Regions from separate parts of the Mus musculus genome. Here regions 2 and 3 are each linked to region 1. Evidence: chromatin loops called from intact Hi-C (ENCODE). Cell type or tissue: heart. All regions are shown on one strand. Region 1 has its middle 4.1 kb from the start of Spag6. Region 2 holds the start of n-TNgtt9 (a tRNA gene). Region 3 has its middle 23 kb from the start of n-TNgtt9.

Region 1 (8,000 bases):
CTGTCGCAACAGTTAAGTCCCAGGCATGACATCACAATGGTCGATGGAGTGGTGGAGGGACGACCTGATAAGCTGGGACTCCAGTGTTGCTCGAGACAGTCCGTCGGTTGTCACTTCCCTGTAGGCGGTGCACAGGGCGCCAGAGTCTCCCGGGAGGACTTGGTCTATGCCGACCCATCCACGAGGCAGGGTTTTCCCGACTGCAGCGCGACTGCAGCGCGAGCGGGCTAGGGGCTGGAGAGAAGGGGTGCGCTCGGGGACCAGGCGTCAGGCAGATAGACGCGTTGGCCCGGCGTGTCCCCGGATCAAAGCAACACTGGCAACACATTACTCCGTGTTGCTCTTAATGCCTCTCTTCCTTACCTGGCACTTCTGATTTCCGAATTCCTGGAGAGTCACAGCAATCGTGTCCATACACTGAATTACGATATATTAACAACAATTAAGGACACTTAGAGAGTCTGTGGAAAAGCAGAAAAGAAAATAATATGATAAATATCCATCTTGCAGGTTTTTCTAATGACTACCAAGTTTGCTGTCTCTATATTTCAATATGACTTCTAAAAAATAATTTCTTTTAAATTCGGGCCTTATTTTGTTGCTCGGTGACATTTCCAAAAGAGACATTTCTTTTTATCTGAAAAGACCAGCTCACATAAATGGAGCTCCGCAGCCTTTCTTTTTCATCAAATTTAAGCACTACAGTTTACCGTTAGTTCTAGCTCCTCTCTTAAAATTCTGCACCAAATGTTTCAGTGACAGGTGTCAATTTTAAATATTTCTCTCTCTGAAACTACCATTTCACCAGGTGTCAAATGGACAACTAGCCACAGCTGCTGCCTAATCGTGGCAGACCGGAAATCTTTGCTATCACCAAGAGGACGCACACACATCTCTGGTTTTCATACTTGGAATCTTCTACTACAGTCACTTTTAACTCCTGATAGGAGCTCTCTGAAGAAGCCTTGGTATTCCCTGGAGTCCTAGAAGGCTGGGACTAGTGTGTCTAGTCCTCTTCACACCCTGGGACAGCCTTTGGCTTCTGCAGGTCAGCAGTCAGAGACACATCCTTTTACTTAACTCTGTAAGTTTCACAGTGGTCTTCTACATTCTCCCCAACAGGACTCCCAGGTACAGATATAGAGGGAAACCCGGAGTGAATTATTAAAATTGCTAATGGAGTGTACTTAATTTATTTTCAGTTCCCTGTAGCATTTTGAAGACTTAAAAAAACAAAAACAAAAACAAAAACAAAACAAAAAACCCCTCACAACTTAAAGGTCCTGGTGCTTAGTTTCAGTCTTTAGACAATTCAAACTCCTAAATTGCTACACCCTCCATTTTTAGTAAGTGCTTTGCTCTTTATTTTCTATGTTCTATTTATTTTCTACTTTAAACTTGTTAGGAATTCAATAACCTCCATATGGGATGCTAGGTTTTAAAAGTCAAGTAGAAAAAATATTTAAAACTATAAAGTCTGTATTCATGAACAATGCCCATTAGTAGAATTTATTATCCTGTTGAAACACATTATAGGATGCCTATTTCATATCTGAACAAGCTAGATGGAGTAAAGAAGTTATCTTTGTTTTTATCAGTCCCCCCCCAAGGCCCTTTAAAGTTCAATGAAGAAATATAAGATAATGATCATAATGTACCCATAAGTGGAATTGTTGGTAATTTAAATATAACATATAGTGAAGAGATTACTGTAACTGAAAAGAAAGCCATTCTATATTTCCTGACCCATATTCTTTTTTTTAATTGGATATTTTTGTTATTACTTTTCAAATGTTATCCCCTTTCCAGGTCCCCCCCCCCAGCCCCTGCCCTATCCTCCCTCCCCCTGCTTCTATGAGGGTGTTCCTCCACTCACCCACCACTCCCACCTCCCCACCCTCAGTTCCCCTACACTGGGGCATCCAGCAAGCCTTCATAGGACTAAGGACCTCTCCTCCCACTGATGCCTGACAAGGCCATCCTCTGCAATGTGTGCAGCTGGAGCCATGTGTACTCTTTGGTGATGGCTTAGTCCCTGGAAGCTCTTGGGGGACTGGTTGGTTGGTATTGTTGTTCTTCTTTTGGGGTTGCAATCCCCTTCAATTCCTTTGGTTCTGACCCATTTTCAATGTACTAACTTTAAGACAAAATGTATCTCTATTTTACATAGTTACATGAATGTTCCAAGACCACATATAAACCTTTAAGCTAATGCTTAAATGAAGAACTACTCAAAAGAATATTTAAGGTATTATCAAACTAAGATCATTGTTCTTAAAGCACCAGTGGAATTTAAAGGTGTCTCATGAACTTGCCAAATAAAACTATGCATTTGACTGGTAGTGAAATATTCACTTGAAAACCTGTTTTAGTGAAAAGTTTGGAAGGCTTTGCTTCCTTTTGGGAAAGGCTAGTAATACAATCTCAAAGTTATTCCCTACTTATTTATGAAAATGACACTGAAACCCCAAAAGTACAAAACCAGTTTTTTAATCTTGTTCTGTTTCTATTTACAAATTTCCTCTGAGAATCCAGAAAATTCCACTATTGTGGGGCTATATGCTACTCATGAGTAAAAGGTAGTTTTAACACGTTTCTTTTCTAGTTCCTCACTGAATTTTACAAGGTAAAGTTCTCTATTTCAGAAGCCTGTTGAGGTACTTAAAGTGTGCAGATATTCTCCTTTTAAGCTGAACACATAACAATATCCCTGTGTTTCAGACACTTTGCTCTTGAGAGAATGTGCCTGTCTTCCAGAGCATGAAGGAGAAAAAATAATTTATTCTCCATGTAATTCAGTCTATATTAATTCAACATGTGTATGCCTACTATTGATTTCAGGTCTATAATCATTCCAAATTTTGTGTTTGAGGAGCAAAGATGAGAGGGTTTGAGTAAGGTAGGGATTGGCGAACTATCCAGACAGTTTAAAACTAGGAAAAACTTATTAACAGAACGGAGTCTGCTTTATATAGATATGAAATCTTTTCCATTCAAACATGTTGGCAATTTTTCAAAGGCGTTCCATTGGTAGCTGTCATTTGTCATTTTGTGAACTTCAACGATCCTTTTGCCAACATCGACTGCAAAATCACTGAAGTAGCTTCACTCCAATTGGCAGAAGTACTATGTGCTCCACAGCGGCCAAATAGGTGGGTTCAGATGTGATCTTAATGAAGAAAGCAAACCTAGGGCTATCTGAATTATGACAGTCCTTGTTGAAGTGTAAGTATCAGGTTTTTGCAGTCAGGTGTGAGCACACCATTCAGTTGTGCCAGCAAATTTGCTCCCAGAGCAAAGATGTGGAACTTCGCTAGAGAGTGGAAGGCTGACATTTCTCAGTGTATGCTGTACTTGTATTTTATTCGTATTTGACTTTACTTCTCAAGTATTTTACGGTCAACCTCGTATGTCTTAAGGGTCTAGTAGTGTTTTTCAGGCCAGTACAATGTCAAGGTGACAGTGACTAGCCCGGCAGAGCTAGATCCACCAACACATGGCTTTCCCTATTCCCCCACCCGCCCCACCCCCAAGTGCCTGGGTGAATGCTAAGCTCCAAGGCATTTGGTTCCCTCCCAAGGAAAGCTATGATCAGAGTGATGACTTCACTGCTCCCACCCCACCCCCGAAAAACCAAGGAGCATTGTGGTGATTACTAAATAAATCTACGTTTTAAATGTAGGAGTCAACCAGCGTAATATGCTGTAACATGCAGAGCAAAGCAAATTATTGCTGCGCAGTATATGCATGTAAGCATCCTACTTACGAGAGCTTTCTTTATTAAAACTTGCTCCAAAGCCAGCATGGCTAGAAAGAAAACACTGTGAACGCTCTACATTTAAAATTATCTGCCACCATCTCAAGACCCCCCCCCGCCCCCCGCCATGCCTCCCAAATTTTATTGTTGGACTTTTCTTAGAAATCGTGGGAATTTGCACTCCGGTGCTTAAAATTCTCTTATTATTGTTGTACCAAACACAAGAGACAATCCTGGAAGGTGCTTCGCTGCAGACTACCCTGGCGTCTATGGACGGACGCCACGCACCGCTCAGGTGCAGGTCCCCCAGAGGAGGCTATGCGGTCTAGACCCAAGGTTGATGGGGTGGGGGTGGGGGTGGGTGCTGGGGGCGAGGTGCGGGTGGATCAAGTGCCACCGGTGTGCTAGAGTCTCCGAAGAGAGGGGCGCGCCCGTGGTTCGTGACCAGCATCAACAAGCCCGGCTGGGCTGAGGGCAAGGCCCCGGCCTCCTCTGCGTTTTCACTCGCCCAAAGTTTCTCTAGCTCCCAGGAGCATCCTCGGAACCTCAGGCTCAGGAGAGGGCAGCGGGGTGGGGACATGGGGGCAGAGTGGGAAGAACAGCCCACGAGGTCACGGGGACGCGCGGGGGCAGGGCGGGGAGCGCCTGGGGCACCGGGAAGGGAGGGAGCGCGCGGGCGGAGTGCGGAAGCGTCTGGTCGCGTACCCCGCCTGCCTCCACGGCCTCCGGTCCCCGCTCTGGCCTCCGGCCGCTCTCGGGCCTTGGAGCCTGCGGGGCTGACCGAAGAGAGGCCTCTCCTTCCCTTTGGGTTAGGTGGCCAGGCCTCCTTTGCAAGTCGCTAGGAGTCTCGGCAGGAGTCGCCGCCTCCCCCCAACCTTTCCGGCGGTGCGCCTGGGAAGAGCGCGGCCAGGACGCGGGCGAGGCCTCCGCCGACTCGGCCCAGAACCGAGAGGCCAGGCCGCAGCCTGGGAGCAACCAAGAAACGCCCCGCGGCCGCTAGGCTGGGCCTGCCGGGCGGGTCTCCTCCGGGGACGCTCCCAAGCGGCGGGCAGGGTTGGGAAGTGCTCCAGGTCCCTTTGCCAGGACTGTGTGAGAACCCTGCGAGGTCCCCCGCAGCCAGCTCAGTTCACCCGGGGCGTACACCGGGTCCCAGAGGAAGGGACCAGACACAGTAGCTTATTTAGGAGGGGAGAGGAGGAGAAGGGTGACGGTGCAGCTGCACCTCAATGCGCATGTGCGAGGTTCCAATTTTTTTTTTTTTTTTTTTTACTTTTGCGGTTCTTTCTCAGACTAGTCTCAAGCCAAAATGAACACTGATTATTTCAGAAACTGATTGTTTGTGTGAGCTGACTCCTGAAAGTCACTGCAAACGTACAGAAAGGGTTTGCGAGGTTTCTGAAACCTTTGAAGTAAAAATAGCATCTCTTGTTTATCAGTTCTGCAGGTCTAGTTCCTCTAACAGAAATGGTCAGTGAAATCCGCTGAAATGTAGAGTGAATCCGAGGACCCTATAGCACATCTCATCCCTACAAAGAACATACACTGTCATTAATTATTGTTTCAGAAGTAGTGCAAATATTCTAAACTGAATTACTTTCTATTCCACTATTAACCCATTTTTAACTTTACAGTGAATAATAAACGTCATTTGTGTTATTCTCAAATAAGCAACTCAAAAGATCATTCATATGAAGAAAGTATGATTACCTTTCCCAGTGATGAGGAAAAAAATGTAGTCATAAAGAAGACAATTGCAAGGGAATGCTTTCTATTCTTCAAACCTTGCTTTCCTGGTGAAACAATGTGGAATTGCTTATCGTTTTATTTATAAAGCAAAGCTACAGTTCTTGAAAGTTTCCAAATAATCTCAGTATTTTTATAGACACATCCCAAATAGAAGCAGCCGATGAAATCTTGGTCATACCAAGGACATTTGATGTCCAGAGTGGAGAGCAACTTGTAAAAACCATTGGGTTTTTTTGTTTGTTTGTTTTGTTTTGTTTTTTTAAGTGATGTGTAAAATGCAAATATGGGGGCAGAAACTTAGGAAGAGTGCCAAGTGGCCAGCATTAGTTCTCTTTCTGGGAAAGGGTATTCCCAGAACCATTGCAAACCAAGATAACAGAGTGAGCTTGGATTGCTCTAGTGTACACCATTAAGTTTAGAAAGCCTATATGTGCTATATTAAATTGCATAAAATACATTTTCCTAAGCCTAGATTAAAGATCCCTCCAAATATCCAGGAAAAGGCTACTCTATTGTGATGGGCTAAAATGTGTTCTCTGAAGTGGAGGCATGCTAATAAATGAATTCTTTGATCAGAAATGATCATTTGGTAAACTAAGCAGATCCCACCGACTCTGATAGCCTCTTTCTCCTCTGGAAAAAATGATGAGTTTGAGGAAACCCCCAGTGAAGATCCTTTAAGAAAACTGTCATGACACATATAGAAACAGCTGGTAAGCACATTTTCTAAAGTTTGCACTGACTTTTCAGTTCTTCAGTTACACTGGGGAACAAATTGTAATGAATCATGTTCAGAGCTAAAATCACTCCCATGAACTAATTACTGATAACACTAATGTGTCTGATTTCTGAACAGTTAAAGGTTGTGTCATTGTATCTTCCCATTAAGATGAAACCCTGAACCTCTGGGAAGTGAACCTGCTGAGCATAGGAGGGTTTTGTTTGTTTGTTTGTTATTTTTGTTTTTAATTGGGAAGGCTGGAAAGGAGTCAAAATGTGAATGGCGAGAGTCTATAGAATTGCACTTGCTCCACTTTTTTGAGAGTCCTTTGTGCATGCTGTATGGAAGTGGCATGGCTTATCAGTCCTAACTGTTTGGTGTTTGAGTCTCAGAGAAGTTGCACAGCAGTAAGAGTGCAGCCTCAAAAGCAATAGTGCTAGGGTTCAGTGTAAACACAACAGTAAAACCCAGCATTATTCAGATCCAAAGTGATGATTCACATGAATATGAATGCACTTTGATCTCATCCTTCAATTCTCCCAAGACCCAGTTGTGAGGAAAAGGAAAACAACCTCAAGTTGGCACTTTCCTTTCTTGAAAGGGGGCAGAACTTTTCACTACAGCCTTGCCTCCCTATGTTTAAGGTGTGACTGGAGTGGTTGGGCAAAACACAGCTTTAGGTTGCCTGTAGGAACCAAGGAGGGCTGACTTTCTTTTTTTTTTTTTTTTTTTTTTTGAAGTACACTATCTTAAAGAACTTGGCATTTGGAAGGCTTGAATGTGAACACTTTCTCTGCCTGTGAGTCATTTTGGAATATATTGAGTTTACCATCATATATGAATAAGACATTGTAATTTATTATACCTTAACTTTTATTGCATAGGTCAAAGTGTCATGTCTTAGAAGATCTAGCCTTTTGAGCATTCTCATAAAACTAGAGACAGTTGGTGAGAAAGTATGAAAGTATGAAACCAAATTTTAAAAATCCTATTAATGGACATTTAAGCAAATATTTAGACTTTGAGTGAGAAATGAGCAATGTTACAAATTCCTGTGTACAGGGTATCTCAGAATCCTGAAACGTTGGTCAGGTGTTTTAAAATACAACCCACAATGTTTGAAATATAATTAAGTTAAAATATGTGTAGATGAGTGTATCTGGATAATGCCTTTAACTGAGAAAGACGCTGACTTTTTCAGCGAGTCTATTAAATATATTCAAGATTGTGCTCATTAATACTAAGTTTTTGCTTTCTACTAAAGATAGTTGATTTCCTCTGGAAATCTGACCAATATTTGTTGTTATAAAATGGATTCCTGAGCATACAAAGGTTAATGAGACAGGTGCTTGTCGCCCAGGAATTCTGAACTTAGTCACATCATTTGCAACTTAGGTGAAATTTAAATCCACAAAACCACGCAGCTAAATGTAATAGCTACTTAAGTCCAGGGCAAGTATTAAGACCCAAAGAAATTTGGCAATGTGTATTACACGATTGTAGTTAAATAAAAATATTTAGCAGCATACTTTAAAGATCTTTCCTCAGTAATACCGGTGTGAAACACTAAGATTTTTGTTTTGAAAAGTTAGCGTCCTAGAAACACACAAACACATATGCAAGCACGCACGCACACGTAGGGCAGGGGAGCGAAACTTTATGCAACCCCTGAGTCTTCACTGATTAAAAGCTGCTATGGTTCATCAAATAAAATCGCGTGGAGGTGAGGTGCTCTATCCATTTAATAAATAAGAAGAACCAAGAACCTGCTTGCAG
Region 2 (8,000 bases), 110 kb after region 1:
CTAATACAACAATGAGAATTGCTTTTCTTAGGTTGCCCTAAAATTTAAGGGGAAAATGTTTCTAAAATTAATTTAATAGATTTAGTTGTACCTTCAAAGTTGTACGTAAATATTAAGGCCTAAGATCACAAACATTCAGGTGGCAGCTTATGCTGTCCTTTTAGCATCTTAGTTAAGTAGGCATCTTTTACACAGCAGAGATGTTAACAGATTAAGGTAAGATGTCGTGGTTCCATTCAGTATTTTTTTTAATTATATATATATATACATACATATATATATATATGTGTGTGTATATATATATATATATATATATATATATATATACACTCTCTTTTAAAGTATTTTCAAATGTGGTGATACACAAAAACTAAACTGAACTAACCATTATTTAAAATGTTAACAAGAGGCTGGAAGGCAGTTTTCAAAAGCACAGCAATTCTCAACACGGACATTTCCCCCCCGCCCCCCCCCCCATTAGTTTTTCTCTTGGATGGCTCCTGTCTCTTTTTAGAAGTGAAAATGTTAGTGCTGTGATGTTTGAGCCAGGAAGAGAAATGGGCAAGAAAGATGTAGATATGAACAGGATCCCTGTTAATATTCTCAGCAGGAGAGTAAATATTTAATGAAGGGGTTGTGAAGTCCAAGGTTGCAATCTGTTCTAACTAAATAGTCCGGAGGACAATAGCAGAGGAAAAACCCTCACTTTGAGTTTGAAGAGAAAGAGCCAGCATTTTCACGACTTTAGCATAGATGAATAGCTATTTTTAAAATAAGGTTTGAAGTCAACACCATGCAGTTATATATGTCGTCAGTATGCTCCGGAAGGTTCCTAGTTTGTTTCAAATTCAGGATTTTTTCTTTTTTCATGTGCACATTTAAAAGTGCGTTGAAAGCTGAGAGGTCCAGTTGGGCGTGAGTTCCCAGCTGTTTAACATTTCAGGCTACTTCGCTGTTGAATGGCTCTAAAGCCAATTTAAGTTGTCATCACGCAATTGGCGGGCTCGAAATGTTGGTTGAACCCAAGCACTTCGTTCACAACTTAAGTCCCGATATCGACCGGTTTTTTTTTTTTTTTTCTCCCCGAAGGCTTGAGGCCAGAGTAATTTGTGACAAAACCGGAAATATCAAGTTCTTCAGGGGAAACTATAATTTCTTGGAAGCGGGAACAGTGGGAGCAAAATTACGATTCTGAACAGTATTGAAAAGGCACCAAGTAAACTTTCACAAAAGGGAAAGATTTTCCTGCGGAATATTTCCAGGGACAGAGTATGCTTGCAAGCCGTGATTCTGAGCTAAATAAAATGTGCCCAGTTAATCATAAGTCCTATCTTTTTTTTAGTTCTGTAATTTCTTTTTTTCAAAAAGCCAGCGAGGAGAGTTCAATGGCGAGGCTTACACGCAGGTGAAGAGGTCTCAGCAGAGAGAATCAAGGACCCATTCAGCAATTGGCCGCAAGCCTCGCAGGACACGTCGTAACGAAATGTTACTGGGACAATCGCACTGAGTAAAGTCGCAACGCAAACAGGGTTTGAATACGTGTTTTAGTAAAACCTGAATCTAAAAAGCAAAAGGCACGCATACAGTCAGACGGCCTCGAAGAGGCTTAGTAAGTAACGTAAGGTCAGCGGGAAAACCGCAAAAACAGAAACAAAGGAAAACTCAGCCTGCAAGCTGACCATTACAAGTCCTTACAAAAGGTAATTAATTAGAAGCTGTCATCTTACTGCAACAGAACCTTCCAAGCTGGGGTTGGGAGGAGGGGAGAGCCACAGTGTTTTAATCCACGCAGTGACCTGTAATTCTCCTCCATCTTGAGGCATAATTTTCCAATATGCTTCAGAAGTAGAGGGGGAACTCGAAAGGATTAAGAACCTTTAGTAACATTTCTGCTTCAAATAGGAGTCAGGCAGTAGGAAAAAAATGTGTCACAGAACCTTTATTATTCTTCATAAGAGCCTTGCCTGGAGCAGCTAGGAGCGCCAAAGTCTCTGTGGCGCAATCGGTTAGCGCGTTCGGCTGTTAACCGAAAGGTTGGTGGTTCGAGCCCACCCAGGGACGCCTTTCCTTTTTCTCTTTTAAACAAAGCTTGTCTGCGGCTTTTTCTACCCTGTATACTTCCACTGTCAAATTCAAACAAACTGAAGTCTAACGTTCCGCATCTATTCTAAGCTATCTTTCAGAAATCAAATTTGTTACAATGAAGCCCAGCTTCAGCCCTTTTGGTTTTTCCGCTCTAAAGTCTTAGATATTTATAGAAAATGGAATAAACCTGAAAAGAAAACCTATTATACGGTCTCATAACTAAATTTCTAAAAAAAACGAAAGAACTTAAAGCAAGAAAAATTAAAGGGAAAGTTACTTTCATATTTTGCTCACACATTACGAGTGCACAAAGTGCCCCCCCCCAATAGATACTTTAGGAAAATAACCATAGTTACATCATAATAATTCAGTCTTGAGTACAGATTATAGGAATCTAAAGCCAGTTTTAAGAAAAAAGTAAAGATTGGTGTATCAGCTATCAGTAGGTACTTGTCTACAGCACAGGTTTCTTGAGAAGCTGAAGCAATGGAATAACCCTAACCCAAGAGTTTGAGGTCACCTGTCTATTTAAAACAAGGAAGAAAAAGGAACCAGTAACTTTGAGTAGGATTAACAATATTTTAATTGGGAGATTCATTCTTTAAATTTTTATTTCTGCATATACATGCGCATACATACATATTCTCTATTTGTTCTGGGTTTACATACTAATTCTTTTTGCGTATGTGTATAAGTATGCAATATTAATTTATACTTTTAAAAGACAATTTATTCTATGTGGATTGGTGCTTTGCCTGCATATATGTCATTGTGAGTGTGCCAGCTATCTTAGAACTAGAGTTGCAGACAGTGGTGAACTGTCTTGTGGGTGCAGGGAATTGAACCCAGGTCTTCCGGAAGAACAGCCGGTGCTCTTAACTGCTGAGTCATCTCTCCAGACCCTGTATGTTTATTCTTATCAGTTTATGATGCTGCAACTAAATTCTCTAGGCTGTGTAATTTACAAAAAATAAAGATTAGCTTACACTTGTGAAGGATAGGCAGACAGGGCTACAGCCTGTCAGGGGTATTCTAGTGGGAACTCTGCAGAAATGCAAGAAGCATCGCATGCTAAGGGAGGGCAAGCTGGACCGCTCAGATCTCTCTTCTTTGGCTTACAAAGCCACCAGTGTCCTCCTGGGAGGGGGAAGGGAAGTCACCCTCCTGACTTGTGGTTCTCATTACCTCCCAAGGGTTCCATCTCCAAATATTCCCATAAGACTCAAGTTCCCATAGCGCTTAAGTTTCCAAGGCATGACTGCCAGGGGCATGCCCAAACGGTAGCATTAGCAAAGTCTGGTGGCTGTTGAGTGCCACCTACTTGCCAGGCATTGTCGCAATCAGTCCTCGGTCAGTGTCACTGAGGCTGCAGAGAAGAGCTCAGTACAGCAGAGCCTCGTGCCTGATGTCACTGTTAGCTTTGAACTCAGCTCAGGCACAAAGCCCATGCATGTTCCACTGTCACACTGCCCACCTCCAAAGTCGTGACTTGATTACTTAATGTAAAACCAAAATAGATATTTTAATTTTTTTTACATGAAGTTTCATTAATATCTTGCTCCCCATGTCATGCAGGGAGTTTAGAAACTTTGTAGAATGTAATAGGACATTATTAGATTATGTGTTATGTGTTCGCCGTATTGCTCGATTTGATTCAAAATGAAATTCGTGTGGGGATGTGGAATCTTCACATGAACTGGGGTCTCTAGGTTCAGGAGCAGCTTGTTGGCATTTAATCGGAAGGGGGCAAGACTGAAGATTGGAACAGGCCAGGCAAAATACGCAGGAAAAGCCAAAGGGCTAGAGTCAGGCCATGAATCCTGGCGTTCAGGGACTCTGTCCCCAAGGCTGGTGTTCGGGAATCACCCACATAAACTCTCATCCAGACGGTTTTGTGAGATGTGCTCTGGGTCACCTCTCGTAAGCGGTAGTTTTCAGTTTGATCCGAAGTTTCTAAGGATCCTCGTCTTGTTGCGGGGGTGGTTTTGAGGCCAGGAAATAAAGAGGGGGGGGGGGGACCTGAACTTTGAGAACAAAGTTCCCCTCTAACAGAAGTAGATGATCGAATTGTGTGGGTGAGGGCTGAGCACACCGCCTTTCTTGGGACCATTGCATACAGATGGGAAACACAAGAAACATTCTGGAAAAACGGCAGACATGTTTACGGATGAATTGTTTTTGCAAACCTTTGTGTGTGTGTGTGTGTGTGTTTATAGATGAAGGGGCCCTCGGAGTCAGCACTGTGTTGACCATTCTTTTTTTTTTTTTTAGATTTTTTTATTAGATATTTTCTTTATTTACAATTCAAATGTTATCCCCTTTCCTAGTTTCCCCTCAAAAAAATCCCCTCCCCTCCCCCTGCCTCCCTGCCAACCCACCCACTCCTGCTTCCTGGCCCTGGCATTCCCCTGTACTGAGGCATAGAACCTTCACAGGACCAAGGGCCTCTCCCTCCATTGATTGCCGACTAGGCCATCCTCTGCTACATATGCAGCTAGAGCCATGAGTCCCTCTGTGTGTACTCTTTGGTTGGTGGTTTAGTCCCAGGGAGCTCTGGAGTTACTGGTTAGTTCATATTGCTGTTCCTCATAGGGGGCTGCAAACCCCTTCAGCTCCTTGGGTACTTTCTCTAGCTCCTTCATTGGGGACCCGTGTTGACCATTCTTGGTTGTCAACTTGATTACAAGCTGGAGTTAACTCAACCCAAGTTTGGGGCTCATCAGTTAAGAACTGACTGTTCTTCCAGAGCAATTCCTAGCATATGCGTGGCAACTCACAACCATGTCTAACTGTACTCACATGACATCTAATGCTCTACTCTGGTGGGCATACATGCAGACAAAACATCCACATACATAAAATGCATCACTAAATTAATTTTAAAACGTGAGTACTCCCATGAGGGATTTTCTTAATTAAATCATTTGAAGTGAAAAGACCCATCTTAAATCCAGATCTTCTGAGGTGGGAAGATCCACCTTGGGTCTGGGCCACAGTTCCTTGTGGCAGGCTATATCATGGGCACACGATTTGCAGGCTTGCCCTTACTGGCAAGTTCATTCCTTCACTGACATTACAGCCTACTTCTTTGAGATTTCAACATGTGCTGAGACATCTAACCTCACGGACTGGACTACTGGATTCTTGGACTTTCCACTGGGAGACAGCCATTGTTAGACTAGGTGGACCACAGCCTGTAAGCCCTTCTAGTAAACTGCCTTTATATATATTTATTCTACCATTTCCATGGCTCTAGAAAACCCTGACTAATGTAGACACTAATGCAACCTAGATTTATCAGAGGATCATGGGCAATGTCTCGGTGATAGACAGCATCCTTAATTTCATTGTTCACAGCTGTCGTTCCCTGTACCCATAAACAACCCTGCTCTTTTCTCAATGAAAAACCAGGCAAAGTCCAGAAGAAGTCCATCGTACAAGATATTTAACCAGTACTACTCAGATTGTCACATTCCTCAATGACAAGGAGAATCTGGGAAACTGTCATGGCTAAGAGGAGTCTTGGGATATGTGACAGAAAGCTTCTTTTGTCTTCTTGTCCCATTTCTCTTTAGGAACACGGGGACTGTAGATTCACACTATGACAGGATTACAGGTATGTCCTACAGTGTCTGGCTTTGAGTGGATTCTGGAGGGACCTGAATGGAGGTCTACCTAGTGATCTCTCCAGCCCAGTTTCTGATTCTTGGAAACAGTTTTCTGTTTTATGAGGAGTGGTATAAGGCACATACATACCTGAGAGGCAGAGAGATTTCTGTTTATCTGAGAGGCTCTGTGATTGTTACTGAGTTTTTGATGGTCCCACCCTGGATCTGGACTTCATGCTGAAACATGTTCATAACCAAATGAGATCTATCTTCCGTGGCTTCTGCCTTCCATGGCGGAGGCAAGAGAAATAACATTGCTTCTAACTCAATGAGTCCTTGGTCCTTTAAATTTCTCTAGATTCTACATATTTGGGGGTGAGGGTGGGGAGTCCTTATTTTACTCCTTATGTAGTTTTTCATAGGCAGCTAAAAGTAAAACCACTTGATGCTTTCAACACTCTGCCGATAAACAGCCTCTCCAGACCTCGGAGGGACACTAGAATCATCTCTGTTTCCTAAAGGTCCTACAGATAACAGCTTTCCCCATAGTCATCTGTGTGTGTTCACACCATGTATACACTAGCACTGCCCCCCACCCTTCCTTCAGCCTCTGAGAGCAACTTCATCTCTGCCTTTCAAGAGCCTGCTATGATCTCTGTAAGGATTTTCATTTTAGCCCATCTCCTGAGTCTAAGACAAATGTCACAGTTTTCATTCTCCGGTTCCAAGTTCTGTTTCTAATGGTCTCTAGTTGCAGAAGAAAACACTATAAAACCAGAGGCTTAAAAAGAACTTTCATTATGTCTGCAGCTCCACGGGTTGGCCAGACTCATCTAAGCAACAATTGTTACCTCTCCTTTGTGGGATCTCTCAGATGCTGCTGAGACTGGACCATTCAGCATCTCAGTGTCCCTTTCAGTTGCCTTTGTCCTGCGATCATCTCATTCCAGGGCTTTGTCTCTCTAAAGATGTAACCTATTTGTTTACTTTCTTTTTTTTTTATTATTGGATATTTTCTTCATTTACATTTCAAATGCTATCCTGAAAGTCCCCTATACCCTTCCCCCTGCCCTGCTCCCCTACCCACCCACTCCCACTTCTTGGCCCTGGTGTTCCCCTGTACTGGTGCACATAAAGTTTGCAAGACCAAGAGGCCTCTCTTCCCAATGATGGCCGACTAGGATACATATGCAGCTAGAGACACGAGCTCTGGGGTACTGATTTGTTTATTTTCTTCTCCTGTGCTCTCCCTCCCTTCCTCCCTCCTTCCCTCTCTTCTCTTCTCTTCTCTTCTCTTCTCTTCTCTTCTCTTCTCTTCTCTTCTCTTCTCTTCTCTTCTCTTCTCTCCTCTCCTCTCCTCTCCTCTCCTCTCCTCTCCTCTCCTCTCCTCTCCTCTCCTCTCCTCTCCTCTCTTCTCACCTTCCCTTCCTTCCTTCCTTCTTTCTTTCTTTCTTTCTTTCTTTCTTTCTTTCTTTCTTTCTTCCTTATTTCTCTCTTTCCTTCCTCTTTTTTTCTTTCTTTATTTCTATCTTTCTTTTTCTTCTAATTTCTTTCTTTCTTGCTTGCTTGTTTTCTTGCTTTCTTACTTTCTTGCTTTCTTTGTTTCTCTCTTTCTCTATTCCTTCCTTCTTTCTTTCTAAAGTGGCTTCAGGACTCCAAAAAGTTCAATAGGAAGATACCCAAAGGATAGCAGAATGTAAGACAACACATTCTTGCTCTTCCGCTGTCTCTTATATCAAAGTTTGGAGTACATAAGGAATGAATAAGAAAACACTTTAATAGAGAAATGATGCTCTCAACTCTGTCTTTACACAATGACTGGGAAAGCAACCAGGACAGCGAATTTCCTGTGCTTTAAAAGTGGGTTTCATCGTTTTCACGCTAGCACAGCCTTGTCCTTGAACACTGTCCAGGACACAATGCAGGCGTTGGAGTCTTGAAACCAGAGCAACTTTGATCATGCAGATATGATCTATTAATTTTCCCTCCTAGTCGGGATGGCAATGGTAGGGAGCTCATCTGACCCTCTGTCCTAAGACTCAGCCACTCTGCTCTCCTGCTTTCTGCCAGCATACCTCTGAGGATGACCTGGAAGTGACATCAATGAAGCTCACTGGCCCACTAAGCTAGGCTTGGATAGAATGGTTTCTTAGGTCTCTGCTAGTCATGTGAAGTGGTATGCATCCTGTCTTCAATCTCTTTTGTCTCCCTCCCTGTTCTGTTTAAGTTAGCTATTTTCCTATTTATTTATTTATTTATTTATTTATTTATTTATTTATTTATAGGCAAGGTTGCTCTGTGTAGTCC
Region 3 (8,000 bases), 85 kb after region 1:
AAAAAAAAAAAAAGAAGAAGAAACTGAACCAAATGGGCTGATTATAGATCATTTAAGTGTTAATTTTTCACAAGGCGTTATCTGGTGAGTTGATTTTGACCATGCAAAATGGTAAACAAATTTGATTGCCTCCCTTACTCAACAATTCAGTCCCTTGTCTGTGGCTCCCCATCGCTTCTCTCTCTCTCCTTTCCCACTCATGCTAAGGACTCCGTGCCTGCACGTGTTCTACCCTCTTTCTGCCCACATTTACTGTGACAGCCAATGATATAAACAATAACAGTGAATGAGCTTTCTCCTGAATGTCTGAATCTCACCTAGGTTCACACTTTCAAATCACACAATTATTGTAGCCAACTGCCCTTAAAATTACTGATCCCACTTGTGAAGAAGGCACAATTGCTAGGCTTCTAGAATTTTCTTTTCTCTTATCTAACTCCCTCTCAAGATTTAAAAAGTATCTGTATATAATTTTGCATATTTTGTGTTTCATTTTGCATATTTCTGTATCTCTGTAAGAATTGGCATGGTAAAAGGCAAGACAAAACTGTAGTACTTGGTGTTCAGTATTCTAAATAAGAGTCCGAATCACAGTTTTAAGATGCCATTTCAAGGGGTTCATTTTATATCATATCATTCATAAGGATGGTTAGGACTTCTGTAACTGTGTGTGTGTTTAACCAGGTTGTTCAGTTTTTAAAGTAGGTAATCATTAATCCCTCATTAGAGAAGAAATTATAAAAGTAAGCAAAATCTACTTAGAAGACAATTGGAGCTCCTCCTGTCTGTGTTCAGTGCAAACACCACATTTGTTCCTTGTTTCTGGAGGCTAGGATTTTAGAACAGCAGTTGAAAACAGCTCATCGTCTGCTATGTGAGGAGACTTCGATATGCTGGGCCAATGAGCTAACTGCTACACATCTTCTAACAGAGCACAAAATTGACATAGGAAGCTGAGCTATCATTGTGTTTGGATTCAGTAACTTCTTATTCACAACAGGCAAAGACAGCTATTGTATGTGCTTAAAAAGAAGTCAGATCAGAAGTTTTGTGCTTTAATGAAGAGAATTTAAAATAACACAGGACAATGTATGGAAACCACTGTAAAAATTCCCTGGCTTTTACAAACAGAACATTTATGGTCTGAAAACTTTGCCATTCAGCAACATGACCAGGATATTGCCCTGTAATTCTCTGTAAACTTTTCACTCATATAGCATAAGATCAATGGCTTATGGGTAATGGCTTATGGGTAATTATTTTTATAACATGAGAAACTAACATTTTAGCTGACTATTAATCTTTTGCTTTAAAAAATGTTTAGGTCTTTAAACTACCTTATTGTTGTTGAAGCATTGAATTAAACATATCACAGTTTTATGTGAAAACAAACAAAAATTCCTTGCAAGCAAACATGTAGACAATAAACATTATCACTTCAATGCCTCCTTCTCCCTCCTCACCACCTCTGCTGAATAGAGTTTTCCCCTTAGAATATTTTGTCTCCTATTTAGCTCGCCTAAAGCAAGAACCATGCCTGACAAACATTAAAAGATTACTATTTCTAAATTGCCAGGCAACATAAAGAGTTACAATGACTAGTTTCTTACAGAACAGAAAATATTTTGAGGATATTCAGTGCTCAGATGCTACTAGACCTCAAAAATTCTATATATTTAATAAGTGAATATCAGTGCTTGTATGGTTTTAGTTGTAAAACTTAACATTCATCAATAGTATCAATTTCTCATAAAAGCAAGAATCAGCATGGAATGTGAGGAAGGGAGATGAGAATATCTCAATTCATTTAAACTGTTTGATAGTCCTTGCTGTGAAGCAGACACAACCAGGAGATCTAATAAAACAGTAGACTGGGAGAGTCTGCGGAGAACAAAGTTATCTCAGTAAGACTTTGTTACATGAAATGCCTGAATTATTCTGTGTGCTGATCCATGAGCATCTGCCACTTAAGGAAATGTTACTTCAAAGAGTATAGATACTTGAAGTTTGAAGTCTACAGGATGTAAGTAAGGAGCATTGAAAGTACACACTCAGTATTACATGCATCAATGGTCAAAGCAGTTATGACTTGCAACATTAACAAAGCAGTTAATTGTAAATAAATGTCTTCCATGTAGGTAACATTGTAACATGAAGCTTTTGAAAGACATATAGACCAACAGATAACAAACAAACAAACCAAAAAAAAAAAAAAAACAAAAAACCCACAGCTGTTTGTAAAGAATGTATTATGAGAAATTGACTGTCACATGCTGGGCATTTGTGAATCTATGTTTTTGCATTCCTAAAGATTACCTTGCTCAAAAATTGTCCTGATGGCAATACCTAGTTGTCTAGATGGATTTTGAAAAGATGTAAGGGATCTATTTAAAATTCTGCTTCACTGAATTCTGGGACAGAGATCATGCATTTTCTTTTACATGATAAATCTATCAAATAAAGATACTTTCTTCTGTATTAGTCAGCAATCCTTAACGCATTAAGTGTTAGAAATAGCATGCATACATGTGGTGATTTGTTTTATATTGAACGTTCATCAGTACCTGCCTCCTGACAAGAAACCCTCCTTTCTCATAATAATTTAATAAATATTTTGCAATGGTTTTAAAGAAAAAGTAGGCCTCAGAATCTAATCTGTTAGACTTAGTGGCTGGATTCAAGAGTGGCTAGATTATCAATCAAAACTACAACTTCCAGCTTTCACTTTAGAGGGAGGTTATCCGGAGAGGGGAGAGAGCAACTTATCTTAAGCATCAATCCCATATTTATACTCCCTAAAGCACTCTTTTCTAGGTGGCTTTAGAAATTTGATTTTTACAAAACTCCTGACTAAATAGAACTGTGAAGTCAGGAAAGGCTTCTATAAAGAAGGAAGCACTAAAGATTGCGTAAGAACTTCCAAGAAGTCAAAAACAAGAGCACAAACCAGGAGTCTAAAGTGTTGGCTATTGTCAAGCTATAAACATCTACACAGTGATGAATTATTTAATTTAAAAACTCTTACAGCCTTAAAAAAAGAGAGAGAGAGAGAGACCCTTTCTCAGCAACAGAAGCTAGACTGCTTTCTAAGCAGGCCTTTCAGGTTGCCGAGGTTTTCAGTTCTGAGTTCTGTGGACTATCTCCAAGTCAGCACAAGGTTATTTCATTTTGAAATTTGGTTTTAGGAATTTACAAAAACACAGGGAAGGAATCTCCTGAAACCAACTGGTCCTCACCGTGGGGACTTGAGCCACTCCCTTCTCTTCCCGCCTCTAGAAATTTGCAGCTTGCATTATAATGCAACTTTTCAAACAGAATTTCTTGAAAGAAAGAAAGAAAGAAAGAAAGAAAGAAAGAAAGAAAGAAAGAAAGAAAGAAAGAAAAGGGAAGGGAAGGGAAGGGAAGGGAAGGGAAGGGAAGGGAAGGGAAGGGAAGGGAAGGAAAGGGAAGGAAAGGGAAGGAAGAAATAAATAAATCTGTATTTTCTGCCTGGGAAAGAAATCTTTTTCTGAAAACCTAAACTCTATGAAAGTAGGAACATAGATCTGTGAAAGAAGAACTATTCAATGTAACAGAAAAGTTTCAAAAGTCAAAATCCGGTTAAGAGTGCAGAGATAAAAGTAACCGCTATGATACCGGTTTGAGGGAGCTAGTGTGCGCAGCCCGGACTTGGAGGTGCCAATTTTAGGGTGCGTTTGTCTTCCGGTTTCAAATTACCGCGGGATGGAAGACAAGCACCTGGGGGTGGGGGGTGGGGGTAATGACAGGTACCAGTGGCCTCGGGAAGGGAGACGACAGGCAGTGCTCTCTGTTGGAAAGGAGGACAACCAACCAACTTTATGCCTGGAAGAAAACTTCTTCCAGGCATAAAGTCAGAACAGAGCCCACGGAACCGCCGCCGGGCGATGTGGGTATCGGTCACGCCGGCGGCGATCGCGAGTGGCTAGCTGTTTTTTGCTTTGGTCCTGAGGGAGCGGTCGCCTCCTTCCTTCCAGCCTGAGTCCTTCTCACCTGGAGGGGACGAAGCCAGAGGCTCCGGCCTGGTCCACAACATAGCTCCGGGCAAGTGCGGGGCTCTGGCCTCAGGGTACTCCGGCTTGGAGTGTCGGGGCCCGCTAGCTCCCCGAGTCCTTGGGAAAGGGAGGGGACACCAGGCACCCAGGGCCTTCCTTAGCTCCGGCGAGGATGGGATTTGGAGGAAAGGACAACCCTCGTCATGAAAAGGGGAGAATTGTGAAAAAGACGTGCGTGAGGTTCAGGGTGACACTATGTCAGAGCGACATAGGGCGGGACGAGTGGCGGACGCGGCTTCTATCTGGGGGTGCCTCCAGTTACCCCAAGATCTACCGGGGGAGCTTTGATACCTCGGACGTAGGGGTGGGATGGAGCGACCCGCGGACCTGGAGGTCCGGGCGGTCAGCCCGACAGTCGACCCTGTAAGAGGTCTAGGCGGAGAGCAACCAGGGTAGAGACTTGGTGGCTGTGCGCAGGAGGAGGTGGCTGACCGCCCGCCCCCAGGTGGGATGAGGAGGGGGGCGGGAGGCCCGAAATCCCTTCCAGAAAGGCTCGGATCTTGGGGCACTGTGCTCCGCTATTTTCAGCTAGCACCCTTCTCTTTAAGGGCGTCCTTCCTCTTTTTCTTTCTTTGATCAATCTAGTAACGCCTCCTTCCTGCACTAGCGTCTGCCACTCACCGTTCCAACGTCAAGGACATGAACTCCGAGGGGTGCAGCGCCCGAGGGCCACTTGCAACCGGGTTCCTCACCCCTCAGCCCTGAAGGGCAGTAAGGTCCCCCAGCTAACCCTGCAGCCCTGCGAGGCACGTATAAGAAGGGCCTCCAGCTAGGTCCTGTCCCCTGCAGCCCTGCAAGGGCAAAACCAGGCACTGGGGTTCCCAGCTGGAGCCTGCACCCTACAGCCCTACCAGGAAGACAGGCCTGAGGCTCCCCCCTGTGCTCTGTACCCTGAAGCCCTGTAAGGCAGGCACGATGGTTCCCAGCTGGGCCCTGCACACTGAAGCCCCTCAAGGTATATAGATGGCCACGAAGGTCCCCCAACTGAGCCCTGCATCCTGTCCTGCCGCCAAGCCCTCTGCCCAAGCGGCAGAAACCCACTGGCACAGGTCCCCAGCCGCCGGAGAAAAATCAACCACGACAAAGGGCTGCACGAATATGGCGCTGTTGGAAATGGAGCCTGGACACCGGAGCAGCCTGGCTGGAGCACTGCCTCGGCCTCCTCGCTCTTCCTGGTGCTCTGGCTTTCCACTCCTGGGTTCTCCATCTGGCATCCTCTAACCCGCGGACCCTGAACAGTTTTTATCCTACTGTCCCTTCCCGTGTCTCCCTCCTTCCTGTCCCTCTCGGTTCCTCTTTCTCCATTTTGAGTCTGTGGCCGGCGCGTTTCTTGCCTGCTGGGCTCACAGGTGGGCCATTCTCTTTTCTGTCTGTCTGTCTTTCTGTCTGTCGTTTGCTCTCTCTCGCTCTCTCTCTTTCTCTCTCCCTCCCTTCCTCCCTCTCTCCTGTTGAGTGTGGGCTAGAGAGGGCGTCCAGGTGCGAGCCTAGGCTGCCAAGGGCCAGGGTGGCAAGCTGGTGACCTCAGAAGCCACTGTGTGCCCAGTGCTCCCCAGCAGCGGAGGGGGACTTCTTGGGGTGGGGTGCTGTTGTCTCCTGCTGCAAGGAGATTAGCGCTCTCTCTCTCTCTCTCTCTCTCTCTCTCTCTCTCTCTCTCTCTCTCTCTCTCTCTCTCTCTCTCTCTCTCCCTCTCTGTCTCCTCTCTCTTTGTCTGTGTCTCTGTCTGACCCGTCCCTGTCTCTCTGTCTCTTTCCCTCCCTCCTTCCTTCTCTTTCTTGTTTTCTGGTTTTGGTTAGCTAGTTGGCTTCCTCCCGTGCTTTCTTTTCTTTTATTGCAACTGGGAGTTTTGCACTGTATTTCAATAGACTAGGAATCAGAATCGTCTTTCTGGACAGACTTCCAGAGATGAGTTGTAGAGAGACCGGCAAAGAAGACAGAGATATTAATTCGTGTTTTTTTTCCCGTTAAACACGGGGACTCCCAAGCAGTAAGGTGGTTAGGTGTTTCTTTTAAATTATTCACTTTTTATACTTATCGCCTTTTCTCTCTCCCTCTCCCTCTCCTTCTCCCTCCCCCCACTTATCTGAACTCAAGAATGCTGATTTTGAATTAAAATTATTCCTAAATGGTGGTCCGTGGGGAGTTCTCTGAGAAGCAGTGTGATTTTGAAGTCTCTTGGCTGCGGGACTAGCGACAAGTGTCTTCCTGAAAAGTCTCATTGAGGAGGCGTTTCTCTGTGAGGTAGCTGGGTTGGATTCTTTGTTTTTTTTCAAGCAGATGATAGAAGCATTTCAAGTCAACGGAGGCAATGACATCATTTGCTGTCTGAGACATTTCTTTCAGTCATAATGGGGGAAGTTGGTCTATATATAGAAACTGAAAATAAAATAATTCACCTTTCCAACTATGTTTTAACCTTCTAGATTCACATTTTCAAGAACATTCTATTCTGTCCCCCTCACTCCAGAACAAAACGAAGGTGTTCCTCCTTTGTGTGATAGATTTTGGAATTCCTGGAAATATTTGAAAGATTAAATTTCTGAGACTCTTAAGAAAAAAAAAAAAAACCAAGGGGAATTGTTCTGAGCAGAACTTACAGGGTGTCTCATTTAAAACAAAACAGTTTCCTTGGTTTATATTGATTGCCTTCAATTAAAATCAGGTTTTAAGTACTTCTTTTCAGGCTATTTACAAAAGGGGAGAAAGCTCACAGGTCTTGGCATGAGACTTAGCAATACAGCCAGGCCTTGCTAAACTTAGAGTGGTAACTTCAAATCATAGATGTGAAAGCTGGCAGCAAACATTCTTTTGATTTGAGAACCTGACTTCCAGAATCATTGAAAGTAGATTAAAATGTCTTGTATGCATTTCTTCTGGTAAATGGTAAATGCACTTGCCTAGGAGTACAGAGAGTTCCCAGATGAGCTTTCTAAAAATGGGCATCATTGGAGAAGTCATTTTTGTTTTCCAACTTAATTGGAATAATTCAGTACTTAAATAAAGTTAATCCTATTAAGATATTGTTTCCTGCTCAAAGCAGTAAAAATTAAGCACAACTTATATGACTTTAAAAGGCCAACTTTGTACATAGTCTAAGCAATCCACATTGCTGAAAAAAAAGTGGCCAGAACATGTTTTCTGAGTATTAAATGTATTCAAGGTAGTATGCAGACAAGGGTAGTTTAAATCAGCATTTACAGATTACAAGCAATATTTAGTCTTCCTCATTTATTCTCATTTAAAAACACTCACTAAAAATTTTATTTCTTCCATTACATACAAGTTAAATTTCAGATACATTAAATACCAACTGGAGAAAAAGAAAACTTTATTAAAATGTTGATTATGCAGCTGGAGAGATAGTTAGGAGTGCTGGTTGCTATTCCCAAGGACCCTTCCCAGCACCCCCATCCACCTGTGACCCAACCCCAGGGGATCTGATGCCCTCTCTGGCTTCTGCACACATGTGCAGATACCAACACAGAAACACAAGGATATAAATAAGAATTTTTTAGAATATTGATTATAAACATAGAATTTCTTCATAAGCATGGCTTAGGGAATTCTTTCCTTCTTTCCTTCTTTCCTTCTTTCCTTCTTTCCTTCTTTCCTTCTTTCCTTCTTTCCTTCTTTCCTTCTTTCCTTCCTTCCTTCCTTCCTTCCTTTTGTCACACTGGGGGTCTAACTCAGGGGCCTGTGCATGCTGAGCAAATGCACTACCACTGAGCTACAACTCAATCCTGGGACATATGTTTGAAACAAAGCATTAAAATGCACAACCCATAGGGGAAATGACAAAATGAATCACATTTAAATTTTAAAAATACTTTTAATATGACAGGAGACAGCATACAAATTAAAAGATAAGCTGAGATGGTCTTTTCAAGACATGTACTTGACAAGGGATTAATATATAGGGTGTATAAGTAA

What was found. Hi-C counts contacts between places; a loop is a spot of excess contacts. Peaks named below come from ENCODE experiments on the same cell type or tissue, not always from the same donor. Only the 100,000 strongest peaks of a DNase experiment are listed, where the experiment ranks them.
Region 2: it touches region 1 in a loop (2.7-fold over the local background); 7 of 42 quality-filtered maps call a loop at or near these places.
Region 3: it touches region 1 in a loop (2.0-fold over the local background); 6 of 42 quality-filtered maps call a loop at or near these places.

The regions. Positions count from the first base shown.
Region 1 is chr2:18,690,960-18,698,959 of GRCm38, reverse strand. It overlaps a transcript of Spag6 not described here. Among named protein-coding and RNA genes, the nearest start is that of Spag6, 4.1 kb to the left of the region's middle. In heart, a CTCF peak has its summit at 4,761; a DNase peak (open chromatin) is centred at 4,829; H3K4me3 peaks cover 2,040 bases; H3K27ac peaks cover 982 bases; H3K27me3 peaks cover 3,541 bases.
Region 2 is chr2:18,581,105-18,589,104 of GRCm38, reverse strand. n-TNgtt9 (a tRNA gene) reads left to right here and starts at 1,988; the gene lies at 1,988-2,061. In heart, a CTCF peak has its summit at 3,403; DNase peaks (open chromatin) are centred at 1,554 and 1,974; H3K4me3 peaks cover 1,957 bases; H3K27ac peaks cover 812 bases; H3K27me3 peaks cover 1,685 bases.
Region 3 is chr2:18,605,656-18,613,655 of GRCm38, reverse strand. No RefSeq gene overlaps it. Among named protein-coding and RNA genes, the nearest start is that of n-TNgtt9, 23 kb to the right of the region's middle. In heart, no CTCF peak of the experiment used is centred here; DNase peaks (open chromatin) are centred at 4,685 and 4,875; H3K4me3 peaks cover 2,706 bases; H3K27ac peaks cover 1,229 bases; H3K27me3 peaks cover 3,002 bases.